Regions from separate parts of the Homo sapiens genome. Here region 2 is linked to region 1. Evidence: chromatin contacts called from ENCODE Hi-C or POLR2A ChIA-PET data. All regions are on one chromosome and are shown on one strand. The core of a region is the stretch at or near the end of the contact, and the rest is flanking DNA. Distances in the headings are between cores, read along the strand shown. Region 1 has its middle 26 kb from the start of ETS2. Region 2 holds the start of ETS2-AS1 (ETS2 antisense RNA 1).

Region 1 (5,211 bases), core at 1,460-3,959:
TCTTCAATAAATGATGCTGGGAAAATTAGATACTCACACATAGATGCATGAAACTGAACCTTTATCTCTTACCATGTACACAAATCAACCCAAGGTGAATTAAAAACTTGAGCATAAGACCTGAAAACATAAACTGGTAGAAGAAAACATAGCAAAAACACTTCAGGACATTGCGCTAGGCGAACAATTTATGGCTAAGACCTCAAAAACACAGGCAACAAAAACAGAAATAGAGAAATGAGACTATATTAAACTAAAATGCTTCTGCACAGCAAAGGAAACAATCTACAAAGGGAAGAGATGCCCTTTTGGATGGGAGAAAATATCTGCAAACTATTCATTTGGACAAGGAACTAATATCCAGAATATACAAAAACCTCAACAAAGTCAACAGTCAAAACAACAACAAATAATAATAATCCCATTAAAAAGTGGTCAAAACATGAATACACACTTATCAAAAGAAGACATATGACATACACACATATCAAAAGACGGGGACACACGGTTGATGGAAGTAAAAATCAGTGCAGCCACTACGAAAAACAGGATGAAGATTTCTCAAAGAAGTAAAAATAGAACTACCATGTAACTTATTTAGTGTTGAGGTGTATATGGGCTGTATTGTGTGCCCTCAAATTGATATGTTGAAGTCCTAACCCCCAGAACCTCAAAATGACACTGTCTTTGGAGGTAGGTTACTTACAGAGGTAATTGAGTTAAAATGAAATAATTAGATCTGGCCCTAATACAATATGACTGGTATCCTTATAAAAAGGGGGAATTTGGACACAGAGAGGGGCAAGGAGGGAAAGTGACATGAAGAGACACAGGGAGAAGATGATCATCTACCAGCCAATGGGAGAGAGGGCTGGAGCCAGCTCTTTCCTCACTGCACTTAAAAGGAACCAACCTTATAGACACCATGATCTTGGATTTCTAGCCTCCAGAACTGTGAAAGGATACATTTCTGTTGCTTTAAACCACCCACTTTGTGACACTTTGTTATAGTAGGTAGTCCTGGGGCATTGATACAGGAGACAGGGCATGGGAGGTGATGACCACCAGGAGGAGCAGAGACAGAAAAGGTGAAGCAAGCAAAAGGAGTGGGGTGTGTGTGTGTGTGTGCATGCGTGCACATATGCACATGTGTGTTAGTGTATAAGTGTGCGTGTGTGTGTGCATGTGAATACCTGTGTGCACACACGCACATGTGTGTATACATATGTATGTCTATGTGTGTCTCTGGAAGTGTGACTGCACACATGTATGTGCAAGTGGGTTGTGTGTGTGCATGTGTGTTCTTGGGATCCTGAACTGTCTTAATCCCAACTGAAGGGCTGATTTACAGAGACACTTAAGCACATGTGACCCCGGCCCCCATCACAGTGTTGGGTAGGGTGATGCCCTGTGGCCTCTTGTTGTGATACAATTGCTGACATGCAGCGATCAGGAGCAACTGGTTATTTTGGCTCCACCCACAGACATAGTTGAAGTGCTGGGCTCCACACTTCTCACTTTAGGGAGACTCCTATACCATTGCCTCTTTCCTCCAGGGCTCCTTCACTAGGAAGTGGCTTCCAGAAAGCGTGGGCAGCCTGGCTTCCAGTGATCTGCAGATTCCCAGAGGCTGATATTGAACCATGGTTGGGATTTGCTCTGGGGTCCATACATAGCTTGAGAAAACAGAAGCCCCAAGGTATGCAAATTTGACCCAAAATACAAGTCTGATTCCTGAGGACCTGAGAATTAGAAATGAGATGCTAATTCCTTAGGATGAGCTTCATCCAGAGGGTGGGAAGGCGTGGAGCACCTGCAGCACTATTGACAACTACTAGGGTCAACAGGAAGCCAAAGGAGGGTACCCTGTGAGGGAACATCCGGCCACTCAGCTGAGCTCCAGCCCTCTGAGCCCTCCCCTATTCCCAAGCCACAGTCTGCATCTCAGGCACAAGGAATCAGGGACCACGGATGAGTCAGGATAAGCCTCTCCAATTTCTTTTTAGGGGGTTCACCTCTCCGAGCTTCAGTTTCCACATCTGTAAAATGGGCATAATAAAACCAATCTCCCAGGGTCACAGGGAGGTGTAAGTGAGATGACAGATGAAAGTGAGCTTTGAAAATGGCGCCATATTTCCCAATTAACTAATTACATGCTTACACTGCAATGAAAAATAACCTCTTCCAGAACCAAATTGGGTGGAGTTTACCAGCAAATCATAAAAGTGTTTCTCATCAGAGCTTTACAGGCTACAGCAGACAGGCAATCTTTTTTGCTTAAGAGCTCATTTTTTTGTTTACTTATCTTCGTTTGCTCCCACCTCCACTTTCTTTCCTCCAACCAACCCACCTTCCTCCGGGCCACAGTCTTTGCTGGATCTGTGCTTCTGACCTTATGCCACTCAAACATACATGTGTGCTGAGCCCCAGGTCTATGTCTGGACAGTATGAAGCCATAGACACAGAAACAGCTAGCAAGAGTCAGATGTGGTAATCCCAGGCAGTTTTGCCATCTGAACATGACTTTGAGAAATGGGGAGGGGGCAGTTACTCATAGTACATGGAACAGAGGTCATGTCCATTCCAGTTGCCAAGATGTCATCACCTCAGCTATGACCAAAAATGGTCTTTCCCCTAATGTTAAATTTCAAGCAGAAGTCACATGTCCAGACTCCGCCCAGGAGTTACAAAAGAGTTGCACAATAAGGGGTTTCCCCCTGCACTGCTTCAAGACTCACCCTTCTGTTTTGCTGTTACAGAAAAGACAGATTAATATCTGGCCCAGATTATGAGATTCTTGCATCTGTTCGAACTCAGCTAGCTGCCAGCAGCTGCTGTAAATGAGGGCTGTGTGTTCTTTGGGTAGGAGGTTCCTGATAATTTAAAATTCAAATCAAGGGCTGTGGCCTCTGGTTTGTGGAAGGAGGAACTAGAAACTTGAAGGAGCCCTAGGTAGCATCTGGGGCAGCATTTATAATGACTTCAACCAAACATGACAGGGTTATTTTGGCCAGAGGACAACACCAGAAAACAGAAGACCAGGGTTTGAGTCTTGGTTCAGTTAAGTACTTGTTTCATCACTGAACTCTGCCCCTGGATTTCTTCTGATGAAAATGGAGACATGATTGTCTGGGATCCATATTTTCTTTGCAGATCCCCTGGCTCAAACACACCTTCCTTGGCGTGCTCTGTTCAAATAGCACCCCCATCCCAGGTTACTGACTTTACACAATCTTATACCCCCAATAGATCAATCCCCCCAACAGCCACAAATGACCTGGCTTTATGGAGGGGAAACTGAGGCAGAGAGTGATTAAATTGCATACCCAAGGTCACAAATAGTGCCTGACAGACCCAGTGACAGTGATAATCCAAGGTCCATCTCCAAATCACAACAAATCCTCCTGTTAACTTGCTTGATATTTCAGGAGAGGTGATGGGGCAGCTTGCTCCCTCTACCTCTTGCCACAGTTCCTGCTCCACTTCCTCTGGCCCTCAAGCCCTGTGCTCCCGCCCAGCAGCCCCATTAAAGCCTGAATCATTCCCAGTGACAAGTGTCCACCATGTGGAGTTCTGGAGCCCTATCAGGAAAGAAAGCTGGTAGGGTGTTATTTCTGAGGGCTCTGTTCTGTTCCATTGATCTATATCTCTGTTTTGGTACCAGTATCATGCTGTTTTGGTTACTGTAGCCTTGTAGTGTAGTTTGAAGTCAGGTAGTGTGATGCCTCCAGCTTTGTTCTTTTGGCTTAGGATTGACTTGGTGATGCGGGCTCTTTTTTGGTTCCATATGAACTTTAAAGTAGTTTTTTCCAATTCTGTGAAGAAAGGCATTGGTAGCTTGATGGGGATGGCATTGAATCTGTAAATTACCTTGGGCAGTATGGCCATTTTCACGATATTGATTCTTCCTACCCATGAGCATGGAATGTTCTTCCATTTGTTTGTATCCTCTTTTATTTCCTTGAGCAGCGGTTTGTAGTTCTCCTTGAAGAGGTCCTTCACATCCCTTATAAGTTGGATTCCTAGGTATTTTATTCTCTTTGAAGCAATTGTGAATGGGAGTTCACTCATGATTTGGCTCTCTGTTTGTCTGTTGTTGGTGTATAGGAATGCTTGTGATTTTTGCACATTGATTTTGTATCCTGAGACTTTGCTGAAGTTGCTTCTCAGCTTAAGGAGATTTTGGGCTGAGACAATGGGGTTTTCTGGATATACAGTCATGTCATCTGCAAACAGGGACAATTTGACTTCCTCTTTTCCTAATTGAATACCCTTTATTTCCTTCTCCTGCCTAATTGCCCTGGCCAGAACTTCCAACACTATGTTGAATAGGAGTGGTGAGAGAGGGCATCCCTGTCTTGTGCCAGTTTTCAAAGGGAATGCTTCCAGTTTTTGCCCATTCAGTATGATATTAGCTGTGGGTTTGTCATAGATAGCTCTTATTATTTTGAAATATGTTCCATCGATACCTAATTTATTGAGAGTTTTTAGCATGAAGGGTTGTTGAATTTTGTCAAAGGCCTTTTCTGCATCTATTGAGATAATCATGTGGTTTTTGTCTTTGGCTCTGTTTATATGCTGGATTACATTTATTGATTTGCGTATATTGAACCAGCCTTGCATCCCAGGGATGAAGCCCACTTGATCATGGTGGATAAGGTTTTTGATGTGCTGCTGGATTTGGTTTGCCAGTATTTTACTGAGGATTTTTGCATCAATGTTCATCAAGGATATTGGTCTAAAATTCTCTTTTTTACGGCTACCTGATCTTTGACAAACCTGAGAAAAACAAGCAATGGGGAAAGGATTCCCTATTTAATAAATAGTGCTGGGAAAACTGGCTAGCCATATGTAGAAAGCTGAAACTGGATCCCTTCCTTACACCTTATACAAAAATCAATTCAAGATGGATTAGACTTAAACGTTAGACCTAAAACCATAAAAACCCTAGAAGAAAACCTAGGCATTACCATTCAGGACATAGGCATGGGCAAGGACTTCATGTCTAAAACACCAAAAGCAATGGCAACAGAAGACAAAATTGACAAATGGGATCTAATTAAACTAAAGAGCTTCTGCACAGCAAAAGAAACTACCATCAGAGTGAACAGGCAACCTACAGAATGGGAGAAAATTTTCGCAACCTACTCATCTGACAAAGGGCTAATATCCAGAATCTACAATGAACTCAAACAAATTTACAAGAAAAAA
Region 2 (5,211 bases), core at 1,747-4,246, 110 kb before region 1:
AGGCGGAGCCAGAAGCAGGAAGGCCAGTGTGACAAGCCTCCCAAAATACCCGCGGTGGGTGGGCTTAGGGGCTGAATGCTGTCTCCACCAATTACTTGCTGTAGGAACTTCTCACAAGTTTCTATACCCTCTGTGCTTTAGCTCTTCATCTGAAAATCTGCAACAATAATAGTACCTACCTCTTGTTATTGTTATAAGGTTGTATTAGTCCATTCTCACACTGCTATAAAGAAATACCTGAGACTGGGTAATTTATAAAGGAAAAAGGTTTAATTGACTCACAGTTTTGCATGGCTGGGAAGGCCTCAGGAAACCTACAATCATGGCAGAAGGCAAAGAGGCATGTCTTACATGGCAGCAGGAAAGAGAGAGAATGTGCGCATAGGAGGAACGGTCAAACACTTATAAAACCATCAGATCTTGTGAGAACTCACTCATTATCATGAGAACAGCACTGGGGAAAGCCACCCCCATGATCCAATCAACTCCCACCAGGTCCCACCCTCAACACGTGGGGATTAGGGGGATGACAATTCGAGATGAGCTTTGGGTGGGGACACAGACCCAAACCATATTAAAGGGTTATATAGGATAATGCTTTTGAAGCACTTAGAATAGTGCCTGGCACATGGTAAGTACTATCTGCACATTTGTCAAATAAAATAAACAAATGATGGAATGAATTAATGGGTGCAAAACTCTTGGCACTGGTTCTGGGCCTTTGTGTGTGTCCGTTTATGTTAAAGAGTGGTATTCCTGCTTCAGTGTCTACTTTGGTAGAATGAATTGAAACAGGCCTAGATTTTAAGTAACAGGCATAATGGCTTCTGTGGTCTGTAATGAGCCTTGTATTATCCTCTCATGCCTTGGGTCTTATTATTATTATTTTTTATTTTTGTTTTTATTTTTGAGACAGAATCTAACTCTTATTGCCCAGGCTGGAGTGCAATGGCGTGATCTCGGCTCACTGCAACCTCCGCCTCCCGGGTTCAAGCGATTTTCCTGCCTCAGCCTCATGAGTAGCTGGGATTACAGGCATGCACCACTGTGCCCAGCTAATTTTGTATTTTTAGTAGAGACAGGGTTTCTCCATGTTGGCCAGGCTGGTCTCGAACTCCCAACCTCAGGTGATCTGTCCCCCAGCCTCCCAAAGTGCTGGGATTACAGGCATGAGCCACCGCACCCGGCCCTTAATTTTTAAAATATACTTTTTCCCACTAGAAATCCCAGGCCAGCTTCCCAAGTTCTCACTTCCACATGTCATATTGGCATCACTTTTGAGGACTTCAATGGAAAAAAAAATAGAGATAAATAAATGTTGAAATCCTCAATTTTCTTGGCAAACAAATTATCCATATCTACAGGTAGATATAGATACCTGTATATCTTCTATAAATATCTTCAGAATTTTATATCTATCTGATTGATTGATCGATATAGATACATATCCTTTTTATTGAGGGGCCAATGTCTAACACCTATGAATGGCAATAACACCAATAATAATGGACCATATTAATAATACTAGATTTTTTTTTTCTGGAGCCATTTATGCCCCCGGACCTCTTTGGCAGTCTGTGAAACCTGTGGGCCAATTTTCAGAATCAGATTTTTGAATGCACAAAATAAAACACACAGGTTATAAAGGAAACCACTTACATTAAGATTAAGATACCATTATAAAACAATGAATGAGGTAGCAACACATGTGCTATTAATATACCATAACCAGATCTATAACAAGCCTCGGAGGTGGTACTAATAACCTGGGAATTTTGAAGCAGTGATGGGCATAAGTGGTGGACAGGCATAACATGGAATGAGATGATCCAGTGATTTTTACTGGTGTCAAAGTCACAAGGATGCTAACACGCCACTGTGCTTGTTGCCTAGGTACCTATTGAAAGGAAATGATACATTTCAGTTAAAGGCTAGCGAAAATAAAAATGTAATTTTTACCCTTTAAGTTCCTGGATCCAGGTTTAGAGGCCCCTGCCTGCGTCATTCCTTCCCCCTTCCCTTCATTCCTTCTCCTTCCTGCCTGCTTCTAGGGTGAAAACCAGGAAGGCAGGTCTGTCACCCCAGCACCAGAGCCCCTTTATCTAAAAGATCCACAGTCGATTCTCCCTGGCCATGCCTAATAATGCATTGATTTTTGCAATGATCTGAATATCTGTGTCCCCATAAAATTCATATGCTGAAATCCACACCCCCAGGGTGATGATATTAGGAGGTGGAGCCTTTCGGAGATGACTAGGTGGTGAGGGGAGAACCCTCATGACCGGGATTAGTGATCCCATGAAAGAGACCCCAGAGAGACCCCTCACCCCTTCCCATGTGAAGTTAGGGTGAGCAGAGGCCATCGGAGAGGAAGCCTCCCTCACCAGAACTGACTCCGCCAGCGCCTTAATCTCAGACTTCCAGCCTCTAGAACTGCAGAAAATACATTTCTGTTGTTCATAAGTCACCTATGGTATTTTGTGATAGCAGCCTGAACAGACTAAGACATTTTCGTCTCAAAGACATTATAATTTACATGAAGTTAATGTGTCTCGGCAGACGAAGGAAGCTCACGCCTTGTGAAGGAGGTGGCTTGTGGCTATTACCTTAGAATCTCATCAAGTGCTACTTGGATATAAATTTCCTATAGCCCAAATTGTGAGAAGTGGCCAGTGTGGGTTCACAGACTGCCTCGGAGAGGGGCACATGTAGCCCCGAGGGTTTACAAACGCTTGTTCCCAGCAGCGATGATGAAGACCCCACACCAAATCCGAGTTAATTAAAGTGCTTTATTTAATCATCTGTGGTGTTGCTGAGGGAGATGAAGGTGATGCTGAATGCGGGAGCCCGGGTAAGGCAGGAAGTGGAGAGTCATGTTACCATGGCAACAGTGTCCCTGGCCTGCAGTGTGAATGAAGCTCTGGCTCTGAAGACCTCTGTGGTTTTAAAATGCCATCTATGTGAATATGACATCAATTTGTCACAACAAATCTAAATAGAACCTACTGGGGAGGGACAGAGACCCAGAGACCCAGAGGGAGACACTGACACAGAGAGAGTGATAGAGAGAGAGAGGCAAAGTCACAGAGACAGAAAGAGGAGGGGAGAGGGATGGAGAGAGACAAAGTCACAGAGATAGATGGAGGGGGAAGAAGGGAGGAGGCAGAGAGAGAGAGGAGAAAAACAGAGAGACGGTTGACAGATTAGGAGAGGTGCTTCTGGTGCTGCTGGTTGTGCTAGGAAAAGACATGTTTCTCTTTGGACAGATGTGCTGCCAGTGCTGGAAGTAGGCTGACTGTGTCTCTCTCCCTGCTCTGAGCCTGGCACCAGATTTGGCAAAACCAGACAGAGCAAAAGCTGCTTCCAGCCCACAGCACCCAAGGCTGGTCTCCTCTTTCATCGCAGGGCTGCTATGTACAGTTGCACAGGCTGTGCCCTGCACCAAGCACCCAGAAGAGGATACAAGAGCCTGCCTGTGCTCCTTGAAGTATCCCTGAGCCCTGATGAACACCTGTGTCTACGTGGAGAGAGGGGAGCCTCTGCTCACATGAGCAAAGGCAACAGGGGGGGACTGCAGAGGCCTGTTCCCTCCCACAGTCTCTATTTTGCAATAAGGTGGGTGGAAGGCTCTTCCAGATGTATTTACATGCAACAGTAACCTCTTACCCTTACCTCCTTACCTTTGATGAAGACAGTAAAGACCAGCTCCCTGACAAATAGACAGAAATGCATGGCGATTGGAAGAGAGTCTTGGGACCTGCGTAGACTTGAGGTGTGTCCTTGATGTTCCTGTCTTGGGGTTGGTGTGAGAAGCCTGTGGTTTCTTCATGGGAGAGGAATGTCAGCTCTGCCGTCATGAGCTGATTGTTCAGATAGGAGACTTTAGCCCACAGAGCCTCAGTGCACTCATCTGTACAGTGGGGTGGTTTGGAATCACCAATTCATAGCAAAGGTTGTTGTGAGGATTCAAAGAGATGCATCATGTTAAGTGAGTGAGTGTGTGTGTGTGTCTGTGTGTGTGTGCATGTGTGCAGAGCCCTGACATCCCAGGGCAGGCCACCTTGACCACACACAGCTATGCATATTTCGTGCCTGAGATTGCCATGGGTGCAGAGCCCTGGCCACACTCATGGGACTGGCTTCGGCCTGAGCCTTGGCACCATCAGAGTGGGTGCTACAAGGTGCTGTCCAGACATGAGAAAACTTGGATTTGCTAAAATTCCTGCCGCCTCAGGCTGACCTGACCCCTGCTCCCAGGAAGAGGTGTTTGCCCTTTCCTTCCTCCTGTGGCACCAGCCTGATGGGGGGAAGCACAGATCCGACGCTTTGACTGGCAGGACCTCTGATGCCACACGTGCCTTGGGAACTCGTGTCCAGGTGGGAGAGTCAGGCTGACATGGGCTCCTGCAGCAGGTCAGACAAGCCCAAGTTGAGGGCCTGCTCTGCCAGCCATATGACCAGAGTTAAATTCACCGGCCTTGAGTCCCTGCTTCCTCATCTGTGAAATATGGAACAAAACAACCTTGATACCTGAGGTTGAGACGAGACAGAGAAACGATGTGGGGGGTGGAAGTTCCTCCCACAGCTTCTAAGAAATGATCATTCCATGCTAATATGTTGGTTGCTGTCAACCTATGTGATGGGTTATGGCTATGCTGTGGGGAGGAGCTTGCCCTTCTCTGAGGCTCGGTTTCCTCTGTGGGCCAAGGACTGGAGGGGTCTTGGACACTGCGAGCCCTAACAGAGTTGAAAACATGAATCCCAGAAAATGGCATGCACCATGATAACCTTTTATAAAAATATGAAAAAACTAAAACTAAAGAGTGTGTTTTTAGGAATACCTACCCAGGATAAAACTACAGTGTTCAAAAAAAAAGGCCAAACACAGGTTCAGCCCAAGTGGTGCCTCTAGAGGAAGAGGGAGCTGTAAGTGGGTGTGAATTGGTGCTAAGGCTCAGGACACATGGTGTTGGTGACCTCGCTGGGCTGAGAGTATGCAGATGCCTGTGGATGTGCACATACTTACATGTGCTTCCAGTAGGAAGAGGGTGGTAATCTATTTCTGTGAACCTGACATTGGAGAGAGAGAGACGGAGACAAACACAGGGACAGAAACAGACAGAGACAAAGAGAGACAGAGGGAGGAGAGAGAGAGAAAGTGTTCGGAGCCGTTTTTTTCCAGTCTTTCAGGAGCGGCCTGCATCTCACCTT

Evidence for each region. Hi-C counts contacts between places; a loop is a spot of excess contacts on that map. ChIA-PET counts read pairs that join two places held with the same protein, here RNA polymerase II (POLR2A). Pooled maps may share reads with other maps.
Region 2: a loop to region 1 is called in a map of dorsolateral prefrontal cortex, with 4 times the contacts of the local background. The contact joins the promoter of ETS2-AS1 here to the enhancer-like site in region 1. A Hi-C loop is called at or near these places in 4 of 168 maps with a recorded cell type or tissue (IMR-90, aorta, dorsolateral prefrontal cortex and 1 more) and 5 of 50 pooled maps. POLR2A ChIA-PET finds 5 or more read pairs at or near these places in 2 of 52 experiments (MCF 10A and activated CD4-positive, alpha-beta T cell).

The regions. Positions count from the first base shown.
Region 1 is chr21:38,829,174-38,834,384 of GRCh38, reverse strand. No RefSeq gene overlaps it. Among named protein-coding and RNA genes, the nearest start is that of ETS2, 26 kb to the right of the region's middle. RefSeq lists enhancers at 2,666-2,855, 1,845-3,044. Within about 2 kb of position 2,709, at least 15 of the 41 ENCODE cell types and tissues checked have a DNase peak (open chromatin) inside an H3K27ac peak, as active enhancers do.
Region 2 is chr21:38,936,214-38,941,424 of GRCh38, reverse strand. ETS2-AS1 (ETS2 antisense RNA 1) reads left to right here and starts at 2,996. Exons shown (of 4, transcript NR_120405.1): 1 at 2,996-3,615.